2 separate regions of the Homo sapiens genome follow, and region 2 is linked to region 1. Evidence: chromatin loops called from intact Hi-C (ENCODE). Cell type or tissue: mammary epithelial cell. All regions are shown on one strand. Links, peaks and the distances in the headings refer to the core of each region. The heading gives the core; the rest is flanking DNA.

Region 1 (8,309 bases), core at 267-8,266:
CATGTGGGTCTAGGAAAGACATGGGAGGCAGGGGCCCAGCCTCAGAGCTGAGGTTCAGGTCAGCCAGGTCCTGGGCCTGGCGGCATGGAGGACCGAGAAGCAGGAAGCAGGTTGCCTTGGACCTGATAATCCCACCATATTGCAAACAAAGTGTGCTTATAATTTCCTTCGTAGGGTCTACAGGGAGCAGGTTTGAGGAAAGGCTTGTGTCCAAGTCTAGAAAAGAGCTCAACTGATGCAAGAGGCATGGTGATGACAGTGGCCACAGACCAAAGTGAGGTGACTACTTAAACAAGGAGAGAGAGAAATAGATAAGTGGATGTATTCATCCATTTTCATGCTGCTGACAAAGACATAACAGGGACTGGGCAATTTACAACAGAAGAGGTTTAATGGACTTACAGTTCCACATGGCTGGAGAGGCCTCACAATCATGGCAGAAGGCAAGGAGAAGCACATCACATCTTATATGGATGGCAGTAGGCAAACAGAGAGCTTGTACAGGAGAACTCCTCCTTTTCCAAAACCATCAGATACCTTGAGACGTATTCACTATCATGAGAACAGCACTGGAAAGACCTTCCCCCATGATTCAATTACTTCCCACCGGGTCCCTCCCACAACACGTGGGAATTCAAACTGAGAGTTGGGTGGGGCAACAGCCAAATCATAATGGATAAAATGACAGAAATATCTGTCTCTTGCTAAGCTCTTACAGCTTTTCTCAGCTTATACCATGAGGCCTGCCACAAGGAAGGATTTCCCCTATAAAAAAATTTCCTGATAATTCTCAAAACAGCCTCTGGCGTCTCTTCACGAATAACATCATCCACCCATCTCTCCATCCTTCCATTCATTCAGTTATTCTATAATTGTCAATTCTCTGAGCAGCTACTACACACCAGGCATCACGTGAAGATGGAAGGTAGAACAATGGCTAAGCAGAGGAACTTCTGGTGGTAGCTGGCTGGTCCTGGGCTCAAGTTCATGAGAGGTGACACAGCTGTGCAGCCAGCAGTTGCTCTACAAACATTTAGATGAGTGAAAATAATGAGGGAGGGACCATCCGACACCTGGATTTGAAGGATAGTTTGGATTTTCCAAAAACCACACTTGCAACAGGTTGTGTACTGCAGGTAGACCTGGATTAGTGACCTAAGTTTCATCTTATCTTGAGGAGAGTGAACTTTGATATAAGGGCTCAGGGAATCCCAGCTCCTTTGTTCCTTCCCATGTTGGCTGCAGAGAAGGGATTCCCCATGATAGCCAGGGTCTTCAGGGCCTACTGTCACAATGTACAGAATAAATGGATGGACTAAAAGGGCCAGGTTGCTCCAGAGCTTCCGAACGTGACCATTCTTCCCAGAGTTTCACTGCTCCGAACTCTCCTTCACAGACTGAGGTCAGCCTGCCCCTATGTTGTTTACCCTGAGTTCCTCCTTGGAGAAAAGGCTTTTTAGAACCGAAATAATCATTTTAGTTTTTCCTTTCCCCTGCCAGGCACGAGTATACTGAGTGATGGATTAACAGAATATTACTATTTTTCACCTAGCCACCATGCCCTTGGCCTCCCAGAATAACCAGAAATACCTATTGTTTATCTCTACATCCACTTCATATATTAAACAGCCCTACAAGTGTCACCTGTGCTGAGGATTAGACTCTTCCAGAAGATAGGACAGTTTCTGGTTCCAGCAGCCCCAGAATGTCTTCCTTCTCTCTCTTTCAGCCCACACCACCCTTCCTGTAAACACTACACCTGGGAGCAAAGGGTGTTCAGGGGGATAAAGCCCAGGTGACATCCTTGTCAGACAGCAAGTGCCACAAGTTTCATCACAAAAGTTGAGTCAACAGGTGGGTGAGGGAAGAGGGGTGAATCACATCTGACAGGTAAGGAATGTAGGCACAGCAGCCCAGATGGATCCTGTTTCCTTGAGGCAGGGCTTGTTCCATGCATAAAAAGCCAGTTGGCTGGGAACACTACACCAGTTCTAAGGGACCATACAGAGTATTCCTCTCTTCACACCAGGTGAGTCTCTTTACTTGGAACTCTTTAGCATCCATTCTAGGTATTTAATTTTTATTAGAGTCTCCTTGGCATTCTTGGTATTTTTTTCCCTCATTATTGAATTTGATCATAGCCATGCAGACTGTTCAACTGAATTATAACCTCTAGGAATATCTTCATTTTAAAAGTGTTCATACTGTAGGCTTGAAGAGAATTTAGACATTATCAGTTCTTCATTCACTCTTTCTGTGTCAGCAAGAAGGGGGTTGGTTTATTCAAGGATCCATAGTAAGTTTGTAATGGGATAATGACTAGAACCCAGGTCCACAGCACTTACCCTGGCATTATAATTCCTTCTTATTTATAATTTTAATACAGAGAATTTTATTCTTTCAACAGATACTTTTGTGAGAGCTTACTATATTTGGCAATTTGTTTGCAAAGAAATAATTTAAGCATCTATGATACTACAATTTAATCAGGAAATAAGAGCTAAAATGCATTGTATAACAGTAACTTATCAGTGCCAGGTGATTAGGGCAAGTTCTGTGACAGTTTGGGAATAGAGAGATTTCTGGAAGGTTTTTTCTAGAGAAGCCACTAAAAGTCCCATATGAAGCGATCTGTGGAGTTTGGTTAGTGCTTGAATGAGTAGGAACAAGGAAAACATTTAAGACAGAGGAGAACTTGAGCCAGGCCACAGGTGGGATTGCTTGGGGTTCTAGAGAGGTCAGAGTTATACAATAGATGATAAGCCATGCTATTTATCAGAAATGAGTGAGTAGATTTAATTTGTTAGGGTTTTTTTTTTCCAAAGAACCTCACATTTCCAATGGTCCAGTATTATGAGTCTCATATTCCTGCTAGAAGCCTGTTATTGTGCTGTGTAGGAAGAAAGAGAGCACCAGGAGAGGCCCTGCTCCAGTGGAGCAAGAGCAAATCATCTTTAGGTTCCTCTTCTTCAAAGGCTCAGAAATTAAATTAAGTATTCTTTGTGGTCAAGAAGGGGAAAGAACATAGCTTTTTAAGAGACCAGAAGTGGTATTCACCATGGCTTCTTCCCTATTATTCTCTGCTTAAATCATCTGTTCTGTGTCCAGGACCAGTCACTGTTGCAGCATGAGTTCCCAGCAGCAGAAGCAGCCTTGCACCCCACCCCCTCAGCTTCAGCAGCAGCAGGTGAAACAGCCTTGCCAGCCTCCACCTCAGGAACCATGCATCCCCAAAACCAAGGAGCCCTGCCACCCCAAGGTGCCTGAGCCCTGCCACCCCAAAGTGCCCGAGCCCTGCCAGCCCAAGGTTCCAGAGCCATGCCACCCCAAGGTGCCTGAGCCCTGCCCTTCAATAGTCACTCCAGCACCAGCCCAGCAGAAGACCAAGCAGAAGTAATGTGGTCCACAGCCATGCCCTTGAGGAGCCGGCCACCAGATGCTGAATCCCCTATCCCATTCTGCGTATGAGTCCCATTTGCCTTGCAATTAGCATTCTGTCTCCCCCAAAAAAGAATGTGCTATGAAGCTTTCTTTCCTACACACTCTGAGTCTCTGAATGAAGCTGAAGGTCTTAGTACCAGAGCTAGTTTTCAGCTGCTCAGAATTCATCTGAAGAGAGACTTAAGATGAAAGCAAATGATTCAGCTCCCTTATACCCCCATTAAATTCACTTTCAATTCCACTCTTGACTGTGTGTCATTGACTCTACAACTTCATTCCTTTCCCTCGTGAAGCGGGAGCTGTACACAGAGATGAGTTGGTGAAGAAGGGCTTTGTCCAGAAGGCATCTGATGCTCACATTAGGAGGGTGAAGGGCTGCCCCCACAAGCATTCCTGGGCTGCCTATGGGAGGTTGTGTAATGCCACCTAGAGGCTGTTGCTTTGGGCATCCAGGGCTGGAAAAGGGCTCTCCTCTTGCAACTCAGTGAGTCATGCTAGAGTTTAGTTAGCACTTGTCTAAGCTGACTCTGACTCACTAATCCTGATTGCCTTCTCTCCAAATCTGGCTTTTAGACTGCTAACTTACCAGCCAATTCCTGTTTATTTCAAGTAATGTTGTTCCTACATATGCTAACCTGCTCCTTCTCACTCATTTCTCTGATATCTACAACCTAGATTTCCAAACACCTCCAAAGATGCACAGACTCCGTTCTTTATCTCAGTTAGTCATTTCTAGTTTCTGAGTGCCAACTCTGGACCTGAAACAGAACAAAGGGGATTTAAGGTGCTTGCCAGGGGCATTTACAGTGCCCTGGAGGGATATACTTCACTCCCTACCCCACCCCTCATTCAAACACACATACACACATATACAACCACACACACAAGATCTGGAGTCCTCACAGAGTAATGCACAAAAGCTGATCCAGTTTGGAGACTGTTTCTTTCACATAGGTGGGAACCATGGAAGTGAGAACTGTAAAACCCACCCTCACCCCTCTCCCTGTAGTATCAACATGTTTCAAGTCAAATTAAACAAGATAGAGTTATCAACAGTGTATTCATATATATATGCATATATTTTTATATTGATGGAAAAATAGGTTGCTCTTGTATGTAACTGGGAGACAAAGCAAGTTGTTCTGCAGTAGCATAAAAGAGATTCTTTTTCTTAGGATGCAAAATGAAATAATAAAAAAATTACATGCCATTGGTATAACTCAAGAAATTGTGATATTTTTGATCACGGCATTTTTACTTGATTGCATTATTTAAAATTACAAAGCCTATATGAAAAATATTTGCCCTAAATGTTGTATTGCCCTAAGGGTTTTTTTGTTTAATTAGTAGGTAAAATCTACCATCATATCCAAATATAAGTGCCTCTAGCACCTAACCAATTAACCAAGCAGAAAAAAAAGTGTTGTAATCATGCGATTATTAGTCAGCATAGGTCAGCTGCTATAACAACACCCCCTATATTGTTGGGGCTCCATCAAGTAAAAGTTACTTTCCACTCATATAAAAGTCCAATATGGGTTTGTAAAGTCTTTGTTCCACATAGTCATGAAGACACACAGTCCTTCCTTCCTATGGTCTCACTATCTCTGAGTGCTGTGCTTTATGAATCCAAGCACAAGAACAGGGAAATAGACTGAATATAGAGAAGGTGTCCCTGCACTTATCCACTTGGAACAAGAAATGGCATGTATCCCCTCAGTTCTTATGGACTTGGCTAGAACTTGGTCACATAGCCCTGTCAACCTCACAAAGTTAAGAAATGTCGTTTACTGCTGTGCTTAGAAATAAGAGGAAGACAGAGATTTGGGTGAGCTCCTCAAGCTTCAGCCACAGAATAGCCTTCTTGTTCTCAAATATCCATCTGCTCCTTTGTCTCATAAGCAGAACACAATCCCGTAAGGAAAAAAAGCCTTATGGTCCCCATCAGCTCAAAATCTAGGATCTCTAGATGACATGAAATTCTCTCCATTACATTTTCCTATGGCTCCTTTTGTTCAGCAAATTATGAAACAAACAAATGGGCCATTTCTTCCTGTTACCCAGCATCCAATGGCAATGCAGGTACAGGAGAGCTAAATCAAAACTACCATGTTCAAAGGAAGATAATGGTGACACATGGCAGCCACTAGGCCTTAGTACTCTGAAATCCAACTGGGCAGGCATTGTGAAGCCACACTCTTCCCACTCCAATATACCAGAAGTGGTAGAAGTTCCTTTTAAGGTATTGATTCTGTTCTCTGAAAGGAACTCCTTTTAACTTTCCTATTCGTTGTTCTGCCACCCGTAGAATTGTCCTTTTCTTAGTACTATTCTCTATAATCAAACCTCAAGTGTGCATTGTGGATTGCGCCCTTCTTGGTTAGGTAAGCTTTGCAGCTCACTTTTCTTTTTTAAGTTTTTTATTTTTTTCTTTTCTATAATTTCAACTTTTATTTTAGATTCAGGAGTCGATATGGTTTGGTTCCGTGTCCCCATCCAAATCTCCTGTGGAATGATAATCCTCAATGTTGGAGGAGGGGCCTGGTGGGAGGAGATTGAATTATGGCAGCAGACTTTGCCCTTGCTGTTCTCATGATAGTGAGTGAGTTCTCACAAGATCTGGTTGTTTAAAAGTGTGTAGCACTTCCACCTTTGCTCTCTCTCCTGCTCTGCCATGTGAAGATGTGCCTGCTTCCTTTTTGCCTTCTGCCATAATCATAAGTTTCCAGAGGCCTTCCCAGACATGTTTCCTGTACAGCCTATGGAACTGTGAGTCATTGAAACCTGTTTTCTTTATAAATTACCCAGTCTCAGGTAGTTCTTTATAGTAATGCAAGAACGGACTAATACAAGGGTATACAATTGTAGGTTTGTTACATGGGTGTATTGTGTGATGCTGAGGCTTGGAATACAAATGAGTCCATTACCCAGATAGTGACCATAGTAACCAACAGGCAGTTTTTCAACCCTTAACCCCCTCTGTCTCTTCTCACTCTGTTACTCACCTGTGTCTATTGTTGCCATCTTTATGTCCATGAGTACCCAAGGTTCAGCTCCCATTTGTAAGTGAGAACATGTGGTATGTAGTTTTCTGTTCTCACATTAATTTGCTTAGGATAGCAGCCTCCAGCTCCATCCATGTTACTGCAAAGAATGTGATTTCATTCTTTTTTATGGCTATGTAGCATTCCATGGTGTATATGTACCACATTTTCTTTATCCAGTCCACTGTCGATGGGCACCTAGTTTGATTCCATGACTTTGCTATTGTGAATAGCACAGCAATGAACATACAAACGGATGTGTCTTTTTGGTAGAATAATCTATTTTCTTTTGTATATATACTCAGTAATGGGATTGCTGGGTGAAATGGTAGCTCCATTTTAAGTTCTTTGAGAAATCTCCAAATTGCTTTCCACGATGGCTGAACTAATTTACATTCCCATCAACTGTGTATAAATGTTCTGTTTTCTCCACAGCCTTGCCAGCAACTGCTGTTTTTTGACTTTTTAAATAATAGCCATTTTAACTGGTGAGAGAGGGTATCTCATTGCGGTTTTGATTTACATTTCTGTGGTGATTAGTGATGTTGAACATTTTTTCATGTTTTTTGGCCACTCCTATGTCTTCTTTTGAGAAGTGTCTGTTCATATCTTTTGCCCACTTTTCAATGTGATTATTTGGTTTTTGCTTGTTATGTTGTTTAAGTTCCTTTTAGATTCAGGATATTAGACCTTAGTCAGATGATTTACAGATATCTTCTCCCATTGAGTAAGTTGTCTGTTTGCTCTGTTGATAGTTCCTTTTGCTATGAAGAGGCTCTTTAGTTTAACTAAGTCCCACTTGTCAATTTTTACTTTTGTTGCTATTCTTGTTAAGAACTTGCTCATAAACTCTTTCCCAAGACCAATGTCCAGAATGGTGTTTCCTATGTTTTTTTCTAGGATTCTTATATTTGAGACATTATATTTAAATCTTTAATCCATCTTGAGTTAATTTTTGCAGGTGGTGAAAGATAGAGGTCCAGTTTCATTCTTCTGCACGTGGCTAGCCAGCTATCCCAGCAGCATTTATTTAATAGACAGCTCCTTACATGTTCGTCATTTTTGTTGACATTGTCAACAATTAGATGGCTGTAGGTGTACAGCTTTATTTCTGGGTTCTCTATACTGTTCCGTTGGTCTACGTGTCTGTTTTTGTATCAGTATCATGCTGTTTTGGTTACTGTAGCATTATAATATAGCTTAAAGGCAGGTAATGTGATGCCTCCAGCTTTGTTCTTTTTGTTTAGGATTGCTTTATCTATTTGAGCTCTCTTTTGGTTTTATATGAATTTTAGAATAGGTTTTTCTAATTCCGTGAGAAACTGCGTTCATAGTTTGAAAGGAATAGTGTTGAATCTGTAGATTGTTTTGGGCAGTATGGCAATTTAACAATGTACAAAATCAGTAGCATTTGTATACATCAATAAGGTTCAAGCTGAGAGTCAAATCAAAAATGGAATCCCATTTACAATAGCCACCGAAAAAAAAATAACTAGGAATACATATAATCAAGGAGGCGAAAGGGAGAATATACAACATCTCTACAGGGAGAACTATAAAGCACTTCTGAAAGAAATCATAGATAACACAAACAAATGAAAAATTCCATGTCTGTGGATTGGAAGAATCAGCTCACTTTCTAACCAAGTGTGGTTTAAGGCTCTTGGAAAGCTGTTTTGCTTCATTTCTTTTTGTTTTGTTTTAAGATCTAGCTTTTGATTACTTTGGGAATATGATTCCTCAAAAATTTAGTAGATTTCTAATCTATTTTCTTCTAGCCAGTTCTATATGCTAGTAACTATACCCACATTTCTTCATTTCCTT
Region 2 (8,309 bases), core at 220-8,219, 110 kb before region 1:
CTGCATCTTGCCCTAAATCACCACAGGAGATCATAATTACAACACTACAACATGCCAAGGGCTATCGCTGTTTCACTTACCACCAGCAAAGGGGTTCTTGTTCTCTTCTGTGGGGAGCCAACTCCAGAATCCCACAACTAGAATCTTCCTAGAACTGCAGCTACCAACTGTCATTGTTTGGGTTCCCTGGAAGCACATCCTGAGATGAGGATTTATTTGCAGTATAACTTATTAAAGCAGTACTTCCAGGAGAAACTAGTTAGGGCATAGGAGTAGCAGGACAGAGAAGGAGAGGAAACCAGATTGTCATTTTGGGCAAACATGTGTGCAGGTAGCTTCATCCTGATTCTGCAAGAAAACTCTGGAATGTAAAAGAAAAGCTGTATTGATATGAGACAAGAAAGCTAGGCTGTGATACTCTCGTACCTGTAAGTCATTGGCTAAGGGCCACTCCAGGGAGACATAAAATATCTGGTACTTCAGGCTTTGTGCATGTGAGGACATAGCAAATTCAGTTGCCAAACACATTCATCTGAAGAAGCATCAGATAGAAACAAATGAAAGCAAAAGGATACCCAAACCTAAGTGGTGTTGAACAACACCATGAGAATGAAGTCAGCAAAATCCAGACTGAAAAACTCCATATGACAAATAGTATGGTTTCTTTAATAAAAAATTGCAAAGGGACAAAAGAAATAAACTGGGAACCTTTAGATCAAAATAAACTTAAGAGATATATAGATGTATTAATTAATAAAAATGTATCTACATTATTTTGATGTCATTTCAAATAAGTCATTAGTAAATTAATGATTTGTAGCATAATTGGAAATGTGAACACTGAGTGGATATTTCCTAGTATAAAGATGTTAGCTAGTATTTTCAAGGTGTGATAATATTTAACATAACTACTGAAAAAAGTATTTATAGATATAAAGAGATGAAATGACATGAGTCTGTGATTTGCTAAAAGTAACACTGTAGGAGGCAAGTGGTAAGAGAGATAAAATGAACAACGTTGTCCATAATTTGAAAGTTATTAAACCTAGTTGATGTACACGTGATTTATTCTACTATTCTGTTCATTTATATGTTTTAAATTACCATTAAAATGTCTTTAAAATAATATAATAATTTTATTGAAGTGAACTAACATATACAGTATAAAAACTGCATCCTTTGTAACTACACATATAATTAAAAAAAAATTAAGACTTCAACTTAAAAGTGTAACGAGCAGTGCAGAACTTTTAAAACATTTCAGAGAGCTGTCTTAGGTTGGTTCCCTGAAGAAGCACAGTCTGCGACAAGTGAATAGGTACAAGTAGTTTATTTTGAGATGTGACCCCAAATAGCAGAAGTCAGGGCCACTAGGAAGAATAAAACAATAGAGAGAGAAAGTCAGTCCAATGGTGTGCTGTTGAGCTGTGTATTCCTGTGGATAACAGGCTAAACCGCACCCTGAAGTTTCCAAGGGCCATCTAGAACATATATTAGAACTGTTTGCTGGAGATACTGAAAAGAATGCTTGCTCTCTGTGTACTCCTATGTCTAGTAACCAGTGGTTGTCTGGAGGATGTTAACCTCCTCACGTTTCCACCCTGTGCTTCCACCAGCATGACTGAGTAGTCGGCTGTGAGTGTTCCACAGCCTGGCTGTCAAGAGCCCTGGGGCAGATGTGAGAGACACCTAGTGCAGCTGAAGTGAGGTGCTGTGGGATACTCCTCAGCATAGGTGGTTGCCATAGCTACAGCCTGGGTAAAATGGTGAGCTGAGAAAACAGGAGGAAGGGCATAAAAAATGTTAGACTGTAGACATCTAGAAAGTTTGACAGGAGATATTTATGGACCTTATAATCAGAGTGTCTTCCTATTGCAATGGTCCATTTCCCTCCTTGCAATAATCCTTTTGAATAAAGTCTCTCTACAGTAAGAAAGTTCAACAGCAACTGATTAATCTTCCTAATGTTTTCTCTTTCTCATTTAAGTCTGAGATTTATTACAAATTCGGTTCTTTTTGTAATTTCTGTTTTAATTATAGTTACAACCCTTTTTTAACTTTCCATATTAACTTTTTTCTCTTTTTTATCTTGGTCAACATTTTTAATTTTGACTATTTTTTTCACCTTTTCAAAGAATCGGTTTGGCTTAGTCGATTCATATAATATATCTTTGTCTTTTATTTTATTAATTTTTCATTTTATATTTAGTATTTTCTTACATATACTTTCTTTTTTTTTTTTTTTTTTTTTTGAGACGGAGTCTCGCTCTGTCGCCCAGGCTGGAGTGCAGTGGCGGGATCTCGGCTCACTGCAAGCTCCACCTCCCGGGTTCACGCCATTCTCCTGCCTCAGCCTCCCAAGTAGCTGGGACTACAGGCGCCCGCCACTACGCCCGGCTAATTTTTTGTATTTTTAGTAGAGACGGGGTTTCACCGTTTTAGCCGGGATGGTCTCGATCTCCTGACCTCGTGATCCGCCCGCCTCTGCCTCCCAAAGTGCTGGGATTACAGGCGTGAGCCACCGCGCCCGGCCTACATATACTTTCTTTAGCATTTATTTTTTAATTCCACTTTCCTGTATTAGATCATTAATTTTCAGCCTTTCATATTTTATATAAACTTTTAAAGTCTTAATTCTCCTTACTTTTATTGCTTTTTCTGTATATCTAGTGAGTTCTGATATGCAATATTTATGCTACTGTTTAGTTCCAAGCATTTAAAAATCTCCTCCAGACTGTCCTGTCCAGGAGTAAAAGTTACGGTAATGCCACAATATCACACATAGGAAGGACAACATTGGCTCTTATGCCTCAGAAATCAACATTTGGACCATTCTGCTAGGTAACGGAAATAATAAAAATAATAAATAATTTATAAGCAAACAAAACAAGCTGACCAGGTGAGGCACTGCTGTGGAGGTTAAAAGGATGTCTGCTGGAGTCACACACTTGAGATTGAACCCAGCTCTTCTGCTTACATTCTATGTGATCCTGGGCAGGCTACATCATATCTCTGATCTGTTTCTTCATTATTAAAATGCAGACAAAAATATTGACCTTTCAGCATTGGTTTCGTTATTAAATAACACTTGCAAAGTACTTAGGTTAGTGTCTAGCACACGAAAGGGGCTCAGCAAATGAAAGCAGTGGTTCACACAGCATATTTGGGATTTCAGAAGTTCCTTTTGTTTTCCTCTGTGCCTTTTACTCATGTCTAATTAGACCATGAAAACAGACTTTGCTTCTTTCTTATGTGTTAGGAATTTTTCAAAGCATTTTGCATTCTTGAACCCATTTAATCCCTTAAAATGAAACCCAGTAAAGGGCACATATTCTGTACTAGGAAATCCTAACTGATTTTGATTAACTTACCAGCTAAAGCAAACTGTGTCTGTGGGGAAATGAGGAGGTTGCCCCAAAGGACTACAATGATAGGCTTTGGCTTGTTGCTTTTGGGATGTTCCTAGCACAAAGGAATAAAAATACAGTTTGAGCAAGAAGCTATAATGGGTGGCTCACCACTGGTAAAAGCTAGCCAAGAGGAAGAGCACTCAGGATGCCTGCTAGCCTTCCAAAGTATCTGTGATCTCTTGCTACCCTCTAGGGCTGTGATGTAGAATTGCAGGACCGAGAGAAAAGGGCTTCACCTGAGGGAGGCTCCTAAATGCAAAGCTTGGGCATCCAGGGTCTGCGTGAGACACCTCCAAGAAAACGGTGATGAATAAGGAAATTTGTGCCCTGAAGGATTCAGACAGAGCAAGGATATGAAACAAATGCATAAAGTACTTTTACTAACAATAACTGTGCCCCATTTATTGAGTGTTGCCACACGTCAGTCAGTGTCAAAGGCTTTACATGCATGATCTCAACTTTCTGGTGCAACAATGCCATGATTTGGTATGATTATCCTCCTCATCTGAGAGACAAGGACACTGAGGTTCAGAAGGACAAGTTGCTTGGTCAAGGTCACCCAGCTAGCCACTGAAATTCAAACCCAGTTGTCCAAATCCAGAGCTCATGCCTATACAATGCTTTGGGCACTGAGGTGGGAAATCCCACAGAGGCTTAGGGTACGCTCATGCACCTTTCTGAAGGAGATGGTATATGAACTGGGCTTTGAAGAATAGGTACTGGGGGATGAATACCAAAAGAAGATGGAGCAGAGCCCCAGAGGGAACTGAGTTAGGCCTAGATGGGGTTGGAGGGACACTGTGGGTGTGACTGGAATTAATGGTTTAGTTTGTTGGAGCTCAGGAAGCCAAGGGAGATAAAATAGAGATGCAGGCTGACCTTGATAATATTTTGTATCCACTACGTCCTTCCATAATTCTTTTGCAATAGGCATAAGGGAGCTGAAAATCAAGTAAGTGGATGATTTCCAGCCCATGTGGAAAGACAGATCCTGCCAGCCTCATGCTTACTCTTACTGGACAGCAGGGCAGCACCAGATTGTTCAAGAACTCTGAGGGGCAGCAGTGGGATAACAGGATGAAGTTCATGTTAAAATGCAGTAGGACTGGTCTGAGGCAGAAGCACTGCTAGGGAGACAGGCATCAGGAGAAAGTCCTCTGGCAAGAGGCCATGTGGCTACAGTGACCCTCTCCTCTGGATCTCACATGGGCATCTATGGTCTAACAGAGTTGAATGTGCTTAGATGGACAAAAACATACTTTTTAAATTGATGCACTTTTCCAGAAAAACCATGATGTACAATACATGGCAAAGAGATCTGCATTTGTCATGAGTAAGTAGATCATAGCTACCTTACTAAACACTAGTTTCTTCTTGACTAAGTTTAGAATATACATTTATAATATACATGTGTATCCTGCTCCCCTCGCTGGGTTCTGATAAGGATCCCAGGTAAGGGAGAAGACAGGAGCCTCAAAAATTGCCTTGGTTCTACAAAATGGGAGAAAATTTTTGCAACCTACTCATCTGAAAAAGGGCTAATATCCAGAATCTACAATGAACTCAAACAAATTTACAAGAAAAAAACAAACAACCCCATCAAAAAGTGGGCAAAGGACATGAACAGACACTTCTCAAAAGAAGACATTTATGCAGCCAAAAAACACATGAAAAAATGCTCATCATCACTGGCCATCAGAGAAATGCAAATCAAAACCACAATGAGATACCATCTCACACCAGTTAGAATGGCAATCATTAAAAAGTCAGGAAACAACAGATGCTGGAGAGGATGTGGAGAAATAGGAACACTTTTACACTGTTGGTGGGACTGTAAACTAGTTCAACCATTGTGGAAGTCAGTATGGCGATTCCTCAGGGATCTAGAACTAGAAATACCATTTGACCCAGACGTCCCGTTACTGGGTATATACCCAAAGGACTATAAATCATGCTGCTATAAAGACACATGCACACGTATGTTTATTGCGGCACTATTCACAATAGCAAAGACTTGGAACCAAGACAAATGTCCAACAATGATAAACTGGATTAAGAAAATGTGGCACATATACACCATGGAATACTATGCAGCCATAAAAAATGATGAGTTCATGTCCTTTGTAGGGACATGGATGAAATTGGAAATCATCATTCTCAGTAAACTATCGCAAGAACAAAAAACCAAACACCACATATTCTCACTCATATGTGGGAATTGAACAATGAGATCACATGGACACAGGAAGGGGAACATCACACTCTGGGGACTGTTGTGGGGTTGGGGGAGGGGGGAGGGATAGCATTGGGAAATATACCTAATGCAAGATGACGAGTTAGTGGGTGCAGCGCACCAGCGTGGCACGTGTATACATATGTAACTAACCTGCACAATGTGCACATGTACCCTAAAACTTAAAGTATAATAATAAAAGAAAAAAAGGAAAAAAAAATTGCCTTGGTTCAGCCTAACTTCCAGGAGCAATCAGAGCAACATTTCTCAAACAAAACTCAGATCAAGTCACTACAAGCTCAGATCTCTCCACAGCCCCCATACCCTGGGGGAGTGGTCCCTGCTTGGCTTTGGGAAGTCCCTGCTCTTCATCCACCCTGCTGTAGTCATACAGTCCTTGCTGAACACACCAAGACCTGCCTGTCTTAGGGCCTTTGCACTTGCTCTTCCTCTGCCTTTGTCCTCAGACCTTTGTGTGACCATATCCCATCATTCAGGCCCTGCTTCTGTGTCTTTGTTTCACAGAGTCCTTGTTGACCATCCTAGTTAAACATTACCACATCGTAGTTTCTTCATAGCCCTCATTACTCATCTGAAATTACGTTATTTAGTTTTTTGTTACTTGATCGTGTATGTGCTTATCATCTGTTTTTCCCCCACCAGGATGTAAGCTCTGGGAGAAAAAAGACCATGTGGGTTTTATAACATGTACCTTGTGTTCTCTGTGCCTAGAAAGTGCTCAATATGACGTAGTTCCATTTGTCTATTTTCACTTTTGTTGCTTGTGTTTTTGGTGTCATATCCAAAAAATAATTTCAAAGACCAATGTCATGAAGCTTTCCCCTTTGTTTTCTTTCAGGAGTTTTACTCTTTCAGATCTTACATATAAATCCTTAATCTATTTTGAGTTTATATTTGTGTATGGTATAAGATAAGGGCCCAGTTTCATTCTTCTCCATGTGGATATCCAACTCTCCCAATAACATTTATTGAAGAGACTATTCTTTCCCCATCATATATTCTTGACAACCTTGTTGAAGATTGGTTGACCATAGATGTGTGGGTTTATTTCTCGACCCTCCATTCTGTTTCATTGATATATATGTCTGTTTTTATGCCAGTAACACACTTTTAATTACAATAGCTTTGTCATGTATTTTGAAGCCAGGAAGTGTGATGCCTCCAGCTTTGTTCTTTTTTCCAAGGAATGTGTTGGCTAGTTGGGGTGTTTTGTGATTCCATATAAATTTTAGGACTATTTTTCCTATATCTGTAAAAAATGCCATTGGGATCTTGATAGGTATTGCAATGAATCTGTAGATTGCTTTGTGCAGTATGAACATTTTAACAATATTGTCTTACAATCCGTGAACACAGATGTCTTTCCATTTATTTTTTGTGTGCTTTATTATTTCATCAAATTAAAAAGCTTACGCACAGCAAAGGAAACAATCAACAGAGAAAAGGCAACTTACAGAATGAGAAAAAAAATTTGCAAACAATATATCTGATAAGGGGTTAATATCAAAAATATATCAGGAACTCTTACAACTCAATAGCAAAAATAATAATAACTTTATTTAAAAATTGGTAAAGAACCTGAGTAGACATGCAAATGGCCAATAGGTATACAAAAAGATGCTCAACATTAATAATCATCAGAAAAATGCAAATCAAAACCACAACAAAATATCACCTAGCACCCGTTATTTTCTTTTTTTTAAATCAATCTTGCCAATAAACAACTTTATTTTGGTTTTTACATTCATTTATAATACATTTACAATTTACTTACATTTACATTCAGGTCACATCCATAAATGTAAAAATGTAATTTTCATAAGCCATCATCTTACTTTTGACACTTTTATGGTTTTTTCCATATAGACTGTTTAGCTGTATATTCTTTTTTTATCTTTTGTATTTTTTGAAAGCAAAAACACGTTAAATTTTACAAAAATTATTTAATCTATATTACTCTATTGAGTGAATTATAAATTTACTTTTAAATAGTTTTTGGTAATTATACATACGATTTTTGTATTTTGTTTGACATTTACATTAAAAGAACAAATGGATGCTAAATGCTCAAGCTAAAAATCTCTACCTTAAAATATCAACCTTGTACTGCATTATCAATTTGTTTTTCTCTGTGTGACAGAAATATTAGCTGCCTTACAAGAATCTTTCTTCCTTTCTCTTTTATTAATAGAATATTGGTTTTGTTTAGGAAGTAAATGTATCCACTTAAAAATACTCATCAAGCCAGATTCCATTCTATCTAGTGGTAGTCATGTGAGGCAGTTCCAGTGGTAGAAGCCTATCAAGTAAGACATTTGCAGGAGCTATTATTTCCTAATATAAGATGAACAGACTTCACTGGCATGTGATTTTTGTTCTCACCAATCCCTTTCTTCTGCCCTAAGCACATGCTTGGATATGAAGAAGTTCATTGCCTATGAGAGGTAGGGGGACTGTCCACTTGCTAAAGGTGGCAGAGCAGGAAGCTAGAATAAACTTGGTCCTTCATGATTTCCTTGAGCAACTACAAGGAAGGACTTCCTATATCCTAACTTTCTGTAACATGATGAAAATAAAATCCTTGTTTAGTTGGATTTCTATTACATGTAAACAAAATGCAATACTGGCTGATAGCACTGGTTTCT

The links. Hi-C counts contacts between places; a loop is a spot of excess contacts. Peaks named below come from ENCODE experiments on the same cell type or tissue, not always from the same donor. Only the 100,000 strongest peaks of a DNase experiment are listed, where the experiment ranks them.
Region 2: it touches region 1 in a loop (9-fold over the local background); 4 of 110 quality-filtered maps call a loop at or near these places.

The regions. Positions count from the first base shown.
Region 1 is chr1:153,029,219-153,037,527 of GRCh38, forward strand. SPRR1B (small proline rich protein 1B) reads left to right here and starts at 1,985. Exons shown (of 2, transcript NM_003125.3): 1 at 1,985-2,029; 2 at 3,109-3,682. The coding sequence starts at 3,128. The coding sequence ends at 3,397. In mammary epithelial cell, for the core only: a CTCF peak has its summit at 3,862 (motif pointing left); DNase peaks (open chromatin) are centred at 1,883 and 3,933; H3K4me3 peaks cover 1,974 bases; H3K27ac peaks cover 2,534 bases.
Region 2 is chr1:152,922,688-152,930,996 of GRCh38, forward strand. It overlaps LINC01527 (long intergenic non-protein coding RNA 1527), which reads right to left. Exons shown (of 2, transcript NR_183723.1): 2 at 7,194-8,309. Among named protein-coding and RNA genes, the nearest start is that of IVL, 18 kb to the left of the region's middle. RefSeq lists silencers at 3,549-3,598, 3,609-3,688. In mammary epithelial cell, for the core only: CTCF peaks have their summits at 1,656 and 3,607; DNase peaks (open chromatin) are centred at 1,674 and 3,594.